Regions from separate parts of the Homo sapiens genome. Here region 2 is linked to region 1. Evidence: read pairs that join two places in POLR2A ChIA-PET (ENCODE). Cell type or tissue: endothelial cell of umbilical vein. All regions are shown on one strand.

Region 1 (4,000 bases):
AACTTAGAAAAATATGGGATTATGTAAAGAAACCAAATCTATGACTTTTTGATGTCCCTGTAGGGGGAGAAAAGCAGTTTGGAAAACATATTTGAAGATATCATCCACAAAAATTTCCCCAATCTCACTAGAGGGGTCAATACTCAAATCCAGAGAACCCCTGCAAGATACTATACAGGACAATTATTTCTAAGACACACAGTCATTAGATTCTCCAAGGTTAAAATGAAAGTAAACTGTTAAAGGCAGCTAGACAGAAGGGGCAGGTCACCTACACAAGAAACTCCATCAGACTAACAGTCGATCTAAGAGCAGAAATCCTACAAGCCAGAAGACATTGGGGGTGTCTATATATTCAGCATTTTTAAGGAAAGGAAATTCCAATGAAGAATTTTATATCCAGCCAAACTAAGTTTCATAAGTGAAAGAGAAATAAGGTCCTTTTCAGACAAGCAAATGCTAAGAGAATTTGTTACCATCAGAGCTGCCTTACAAAAGGTCCTCAGGGAGTGCTAAATATGGAAAAAAAGGACCATTACCAGCCACCATAAAAACACACTTAAGTGCATAGATCACTGACACTATAAGGCAGCCACACAGTTAATTCTGTTAATTCTGCATAATAACCAGCTAACAACACAATGACAGGATCAAACCTGCGCATATCAATATCAACTTTTAATGTAAGGAGGCTAAATACCCCATTTAAAAGGCACAGAATGGCAAGTTGGGTAAAGAAGTAAGACCCACCTATATGCTGTATACAAGAGACTCATCTCACATGCAATGACACCCACAGGTTCAAAGTAAAAGAATCGAAAAACATCTACCAAGCAAATGAAAAGCAGAAAAAAGCAGGGTTGCAATCCTAATTTCAGATGAAACAGACTTTCAACCAACAAACATAAAAAAAGACAAGGGTAATGGTAAAGAGTTCAAGTTAACAAGAAGACCTAACTACCCTAAATATATATGCACCCATCACAGGAGCACCCAGATTCATAAAGCAACTTCTTAGAGACATTCAAGGACACTTAGACTCCCACAAAATAATAGTGGGAGACTTCAACACCCACTGACAGTATTAGACAGATCATCAAGCAGAAAACTAACAAAGATATTAAGGACTTGAACACAACACTGGACCAAATAAATCTCATAGACATCTACAGAACTCTTCAACCCCCACAACAACAGAATATACATTCTTCTCATCTGCCCATGGACATGCTTTACAAAAGACCACATAATTGGCCATAAAACAATCCTTAGAAAATTCAAAAAAAGTAAAATCATACCAATCACACTCTCAGACCACAGCACTATAAAAATAGAAATTAATACTAAGAAAATCACTCACAACCATACAGTTACATGGAAATTAAACAACCTGCACCTAAATGACTACTGAGTAAACAATGAAATCAAGGCAGAAATCAAGAAATGATTTGAAACAAATGAGAACAAAGATACAATATACCAGAATCTCTGGGATACACCTAAAGCAGTGTTAAGAGGAAGGTTTATAATGCTAAGCACTCATTCAAACAAGCAGAAAGATCTCAAATTAACAATCTAACATCACACCTAGAGAAACTAGAGGAACAAGAGCAAACCAACTCCAGAGTGAGCAGAAGACAAAAATAAACAAAATCAGAGCTGAACTGAAGGAATTTGAGACTCAAGAAGCATACAAAAGATCAGTGAATACAGTATGTGTTTCTTTATTATTGAATACAGAATTCAGCTTTATTAGTCTAGTAGTGTACTAGCTACTAGTCTAGTAGCTTTATTAGTCTAGTAGGCTACTAGCTACACTAATAAAGAAAAAAAGAGAGAAGATCTAAATAAACTCAATCAGAAATGACAAAGGGAACATTACCACCAACCCCATAGAAACACAAAAAATCTCAAAAGACTACTGTGAACACCTTGATGCACACAAACTAGAAAACCGATGAAATAAATAAATTCCTGAGAATATATAACATCTCAAGATTGAACCAGGCAGAAATGGAATTCCTGAACAGATCAATAACAACTTCTAAAATTGATTTAGTAATAAAAAGCCTACTAGCAAGAAAAAGTCCAGGACCATATAAGTTCACAGCAAAATCCTACCAGATATATAAAGAAGAGCTGGTAGAATTCCAGTTGAAACTATTCCAAAAAATTGAGAAAGAGTGACTTCTCCCTAGTTTGTCCTATGAGGTCAGCATCATCCTGATACCAAAACCTGGCAGAGACACAACATAAAAATAAAACTTCAGGCCAATATCCTTGATAAACATGAACAATTCTAGCAAATCGAATCTAGAAGCACAAGATAAAGCTAATCCACCGCAGTCAAGTAGGCTTTATCCCTGAGATGCAAGATTGGTCAACATATGCAAATCAGTAAATGTGATTCACCACATAAACAGAACTAAAAACAAAAAACCTTATAATTTTCTCAGTAAAAGCAGAAAAGGCTTTTGATAAAATTCAACAGCTTTTCATGTTAAAAACCCTAAAAAAAAACTAATCAATGAAGAAACATACCTCGAAATAATAAGAGCTATTTATGACAAACCCATAGCCAGCATCAAATTTAATGGGCAAAAGCTATAAGCTTTCTTCATGAGAACTAGAACAAGACAAGGATGCCCACTCTCACCACTTCTATTCAGCATGATATTGGTAGTCCTGGCCAGGGCAATCAGGCAAGACAGATAAATAAAAGGCATCCAAATAGGAAGAGAGGCAGTCAAATATCTGTTTGCAGACATGATTCTATACTAGAAAACTCCATAGTCTCTGCCCAAAAGTTTATAGATCTGATAAACAATTTCAGCAAAGTCTCAGGCTACAATTCTATGCACAAAAATCAATAGCATTTCTTCCTTTCTTTCCTTTCTTTTTCTTTCTTTCCTTTCTTTTTCTTTCTTTTTTCTTTCTTTCATCTTTCTCTTTTTCTTTCATCTTTCTTTCTCTCTCTTCTTTCCTTCCTTCCTTCCTTCCTTCATTCCTTCCTTCCTTCCTTCCTTCCTTCCTTCCTTCCTTCTTTCTTCTTGATGGAGTCCCACTCTGTCACCCAGATTGGAGTGCAGTAGTGCGATCTTGGCTCACTGCAACCTCCACCTCCCGGGTTTAAGCGATTCTCCTGTCTCAGCCTTTCGAGTAGCTGGGACTACAGGTGCCTGCCACCACACCTGGCTAATTTTTGTATTTTTAGTAGAGATGGGGTTTCACTATATTAGTCAGTCTTGTCTTGAACTCCTGACCTTGTGATCCACCCACCGTGGCCTCCCAAATTGCTGGGATTACAGGCTTGAGCCACCATGCCTGGCCAATCAGTAGCATTTCTATACACTAACAACATCCAAGCTGAAAGCCAAATCAAGAATGCAATCACATAAACAGTAGCAAAAAAAGAACAAAGTATCTAGGAATACAGCTAAATGAGGAGGTAAACAATCTCTACAAAGTGAACTACAAAACTGCTAAAAGAAATGACACAAATAAATGAAAAAATATTCCATGCTTATGGATAGGAAGAATCATTATCTTTACAATGGCCATACTGCCCAAAGCAATTTATAGATTTACTACTATTCTTATCAAACTACCAATGACACTCTTCACTGAATTAGAAATAACTATTTGAAAATTCATATAGAACCAAAAAATTTTAAAAGATCTCAAATAGCCTAGACCATTCTCAGCAGAAAGAATAAAGCTGAAGGCATCACACTATCCAACTTTAAACTATTCTACAGGGCTACAGTAATGAAAACAGCATGGTGCTTGTACAAAACAGACATGTAGACCAGAATAGAGAGCCCAGAAATAATGCCAATCACATACAACCATCTGATCTTTGACAAAGTTGACAAAAACAAGCAATGGGAAAATGCTTCCTATTCTATAAATGGTGGTGAGATAACTGGCTAGCCATATTCAGAAGATTGAACCTGGACCCCTTTCTTACACCATATACAAAAATCAACTCAAGGCTGAT
Region 2 (4,000 bases), 740 kb before region 1:
AGCAAGAGGGCAGTGACTAACTAGGAAGCAGTGCAGTGTGGTGGGGAAGGCCCCTGGATCCAGAATCCTCTCCTGGCTCTGTCCCCAAGGAGCTGTCACTTCAGTTTTGTGGCCCCTAGGGGGTGGGACCATTCCTGTAAAGAGCTGATGGGTGCATCTTTTCCTAGCTCTGGATTCAGTGTCATGCTGGCACCCTGACACCAGTGGTGGCGGAAAGCTTATGTCTTGGGAATCGGCAAATGTGATCACTCAGGGCCTACTGTATTAGTCTGTTCTCATGATGCTAATAAAGACATACCCAAGACGGAGTAATTTATAAAGGAAAGAGGTTTAGTTGACTCACAGTTCAGCATGGCTGGGGAGGCCTCAGGAAACTTACAATCATGGCAGAAGGGGAAGCAAACATATTCTTCTTCACAGGGTGGCACAAGGAGAACTGCCAAGCCAAGGGGGAAAAGCTCCTTGTAAAACCATCAGATCTCGTGAGAACTCACTCACTATCATAGAACAGCATGAGGGTAACCGTCCCCATGATTCAATTACCTCCTACCAGGTCCCTCCCACGATATGTGGGGATTACGGGAACTACAATTCAAGATGAGATTTGGGTGGGGACACAGCCAAACTGTATCACCCATGTTTGCCCCCCCTCAGGGGCCAGCTGCTAACATTTACCAGCTCACCACTGAGGGTATCTTTCGGGCCTAGCAGGGGATATCCGTTGGGCCCAGCAGTGGATACAATCCCTGGGCCCCTCTGCTGACCCCTGGAGTCAGGATTTTCTGGTGCCCTGGGGGTTTCCAAAGACCTGGACATCGGTCTCTGTTATTTTGTTTTGTTTTCTGGTTTTTTGGTGCTTCTTTGAGTGGGCCTCTTGCTCCATAGCCCAGGCTGACATGCAATGTGGCATGATCATAATTCATTGCAGCCTTGAACACCTGCCACAAGTGATCCTCCTGCCTCAGCCTCTCAAAGCATTGGGATTCCAGGTGTAAGCCAGCACATCTAGCTGGACTCTGGTTTTACAATAAGTGGTGGAACCGGTGGATTACATGCCCCTAAAGGTCACTTTTAGCTCTAAAATTATCTGCTTTTGGTTGCCACCCAATGTGTTCATAGGTTGGTGCAGGGACTGCCAGAACCTAGCTGCAAAGAGCAATCGTCTTCTGCAGAGCCATCTCTTCCTCACAACCCTAGGCCCTGCTCTGCCTGCTGAGGCTGCTGACAAGTTTCCACCTTTACAGGACACTTTCCACTTCCCACGCTTAGGCGGACCTCATGCTGGGATGGGAGGTCAGTAACTATTCCGCATTAGCTGTGGCTTGGAGGAAACAGGGGTAAGGGAGCCAGGTTTTCCTACCGGAAGTGACTTCCCAGGGGGAAGTTGAAGCCTCCACGGAGAGGAGTCCTTCCTCCTCCTTCCATGCCAGGGTCCTTCCATGCCCTGGGGTCCCTTCTCATTGGAAAGTCATCCTGGCTCTAAGGGGCTGGCCTGGGGCAGGCTGCCCATGCACACTGGGCTGATGGTAGATCTTGCCAGGATTTGGGGAGGAGGGAAATAGTTGCCAAACAGAGACAGAGGCAGAGAGAGAAATAATAAAACGGAGGGAAAAGAAATAAATAATAAGAGGGAAAAGAAATAAATAATAAGGAACGCGCCAGAAAGCCAAAAACACCAGGAATGCCTTCTTCAGCCATGTAAGAGGAAGCTGGGGTTAGGAAGGAGTTTGTGATTTGTAGCCCAGCGGGGGAAGCCGGGTCCTGTGTATGACACAAGGTCCTGGTAGCTGTAGTTCTTTGTCCATCCCTCTCCCACTCCATCAGCCCAGCTGCTCAGCTCTCCGGTGATCCGCACTTGGCAGGAACGGTTTACTCCACATTCTTTGTTTCCCCCTCTCCCTTCTTTCTGACCCCAGCTTTTCCTGTCTGCCTTCTAGAGCCACCGGAATTAGGCCTTCCTGCTCCCTCCTTCTCAGCCTCTAGCCCTCCACACCGGGCCCTGGACAATCCACTCTGGCTGGGGGCGGGGGCACGGTGGCTCCCCAAAGCCTCTAGTCTCCACACTAACAGAGAAGGGGATCCCACTCTCTCCATAGATCCCCCACCCCGCCACTCCGCCATCCACCAGTGGCTCCAGAGAGGTGAGGGTGGGATCTCCAGGGGCAGGAGGAGACCTCTCAGAGGCTCCGGCTCCCGCGGGATGCCGCCCACGAGCACCCTCGAGGGGAAGGTCTGTGCTCCCCCTGGGCACAAAGCAGGGAGAAAAGAATGGAAGAAGGGGACTCCAGTGGGGGTCCAAGTTTCAGCTGCCTCCTACCCCCAGGTCTTACACCGAATTACCATCATCTTTTCAGGAAAACCAAATTGTTACTGCCGGGTCACGAGATCCCTGGACCGCGGAGGCACCCACTGCCAAGATGGATTCCTGTCGCCCCAGCCAGGCAGGCACACAGCCTGGCGTCCTCCCTCCAACCCCGCGGTGCCCCTGTTCTCCCCAGCCCTCGGCCCCCTGTGGCTCCCAGCACCCTCGGCCACCCCCACCCGAGCTGCCCCCTGCGTCCCCCAACATTCCCTCGCCCAAGGCTGCCCCCAACCCCCAAGCTGCTCCCCGCGCCCTCGGCCACCCCCACCCGGCTGCTCCCGAGCTGTCCCCTGTATCCCCCGGCCCCCAACGCCCTCGGCCACCCCCCACCCGGAGCTGCCCCCTGAGTTCCCCCCACCTCCCTGTGCCCAAGGCTGCCCCCCACCCGGAGCTGCTCCCGGAGTACCCCGCCCCGCGCGCTCTCGGCTGCCCCTCACCCTTGAGCTGCTACCCGCGTACCCCGCCCCCCGCGCCCTCGGCTGCCCCCCACCCCCAGGGCTGAGCCCGAGCCGGCTCCGGCTGTCTGCGCGCAGCGCTCCAAGGCAGCGGGGTGAATGGACGGCATCCAGCCTGGCCGGCAGCTTGAAAATAAAAATAAAACAGAGGGAAAAGAAATAAATAATAAGGAGCGCGCCAGAAAGCCAAAGAAAATACAATCCCAAGCTCCGAGCAGGCTTCAAGCCTGCAGCCGGCCCTGGGCCGCAAGCCTCCGGCGTCGGAGCCACCGGGCCCCTGCTCCCCGCCCGCGCGCGTCCCTGTCCTCGCCGGGGAAACACAATCCGAGCTCGCGTAGCTCCTGGGCCGAGGGGGCCAGAGAGGGCCGAGGACGCCCCCGCCCGCAACAGGGACCGGCTTGTTCTTTGTAATGGCAAATATTTATTTTGGTTCAAGTGGAACCCTTTCCACAAAGACCACTTGGTTGTAATCAATAACACCTATTTTCAGATAATCTGCCCTCTCTGGGCAGAGCCCACGGAACTCACCCAAACAGAGATCTTTTCAAAGGGAATTTTAAATGGGCTGGATTCACAGACGGCTGGAGGAGGGGCCTGGCGGGGGGTGGGAGGCGGCGGGCAGGGGGAGATGAACCTGGGTGGTCAGGCCGGAGCTGGGCCGAGGCGCTGCCAGGTGGACGTCTCCACCCTGGGTGGGGTGGGGGGGTCTTCCAGGAACCTTTCTCAAAATAAAACAAATCGAAAACCTTTCTTTGGTTGGCCAAATGTTGCTGCAGAGGTAGACTTCTAGAAACTCCCAAACCGCTTCCCTTTTCCTCCCAGAGAGCTTCTACGTTGTCATAGGCGGACTCCATTGCAGGATGAGGCATCCCAGACTGCCCTAGCCCTCCAGTCCCGGAGTTGCTGAGAGGCCGTGTCCCTTACTTGTAAAGTGGGGACCGAACGTGTCCTTGTCACAGGAGAGCTGTTCATTTGAGAATGTATCTGAGCACAGGCAGCGGGCGGGCGTCCTTCTAGGTGCTGGGATCACCAGGGAAGAAAACCAGAGCGGTGCCCTCGTGGAGCCTCCTTCCAGTGGAGAGAGACAGACATTAAGCCAGTGGGTACGATGGGCAGTGACGAATGTTACAGGAAAGAAAGGCCTTGGAAACTGTGAAGGGCTTTGTGCTTCAGCTCTGTGGTG

The links. ChIA-PET counts read pairs that join two places held together with the same protein. Peaks named below come from ENCODE experiments on the same cell type or tissue, not always from the same donor. Only the 100,000 strongest peaks of a DNase experiment are listed, where the experiment ranks them.
Region 2: POLR2A ChIA-PET joins it to region 1 with 6 read pairs; 2 of 35 experiments call an interaction of 5 or more read pairs at or near these places.

Annotation. Positions count from the first base shown.
Region 1 is chr11:128,081,036-128,085,035 of GRCh38, reverse strand. No RefSeq gene overlaps it. Among named protein-coding and RNA genes, the nearest start is that of LINC02725, 13 kb to the left of the region's middle. In endothelial cell of umbilical vein, no CTCF peak of the experiment used is centred here; no DNase peak of the experiment used is centred here.
Region 2 is chr11:128,823,403-128,827,402 of GRCh38, reverse strand. No RefSeq gene overlaps it. Among named protein-coding and RNA genes, the nearest start is that of KCNJ1, 42 kb to the left of the region's middle. In endothelial cell of umbilical vein, no CTCF peak of the experiment used is centred here; a DNase peak (open chromatin) is centred at 1,852; H3K27ac peaks cover 847 bases.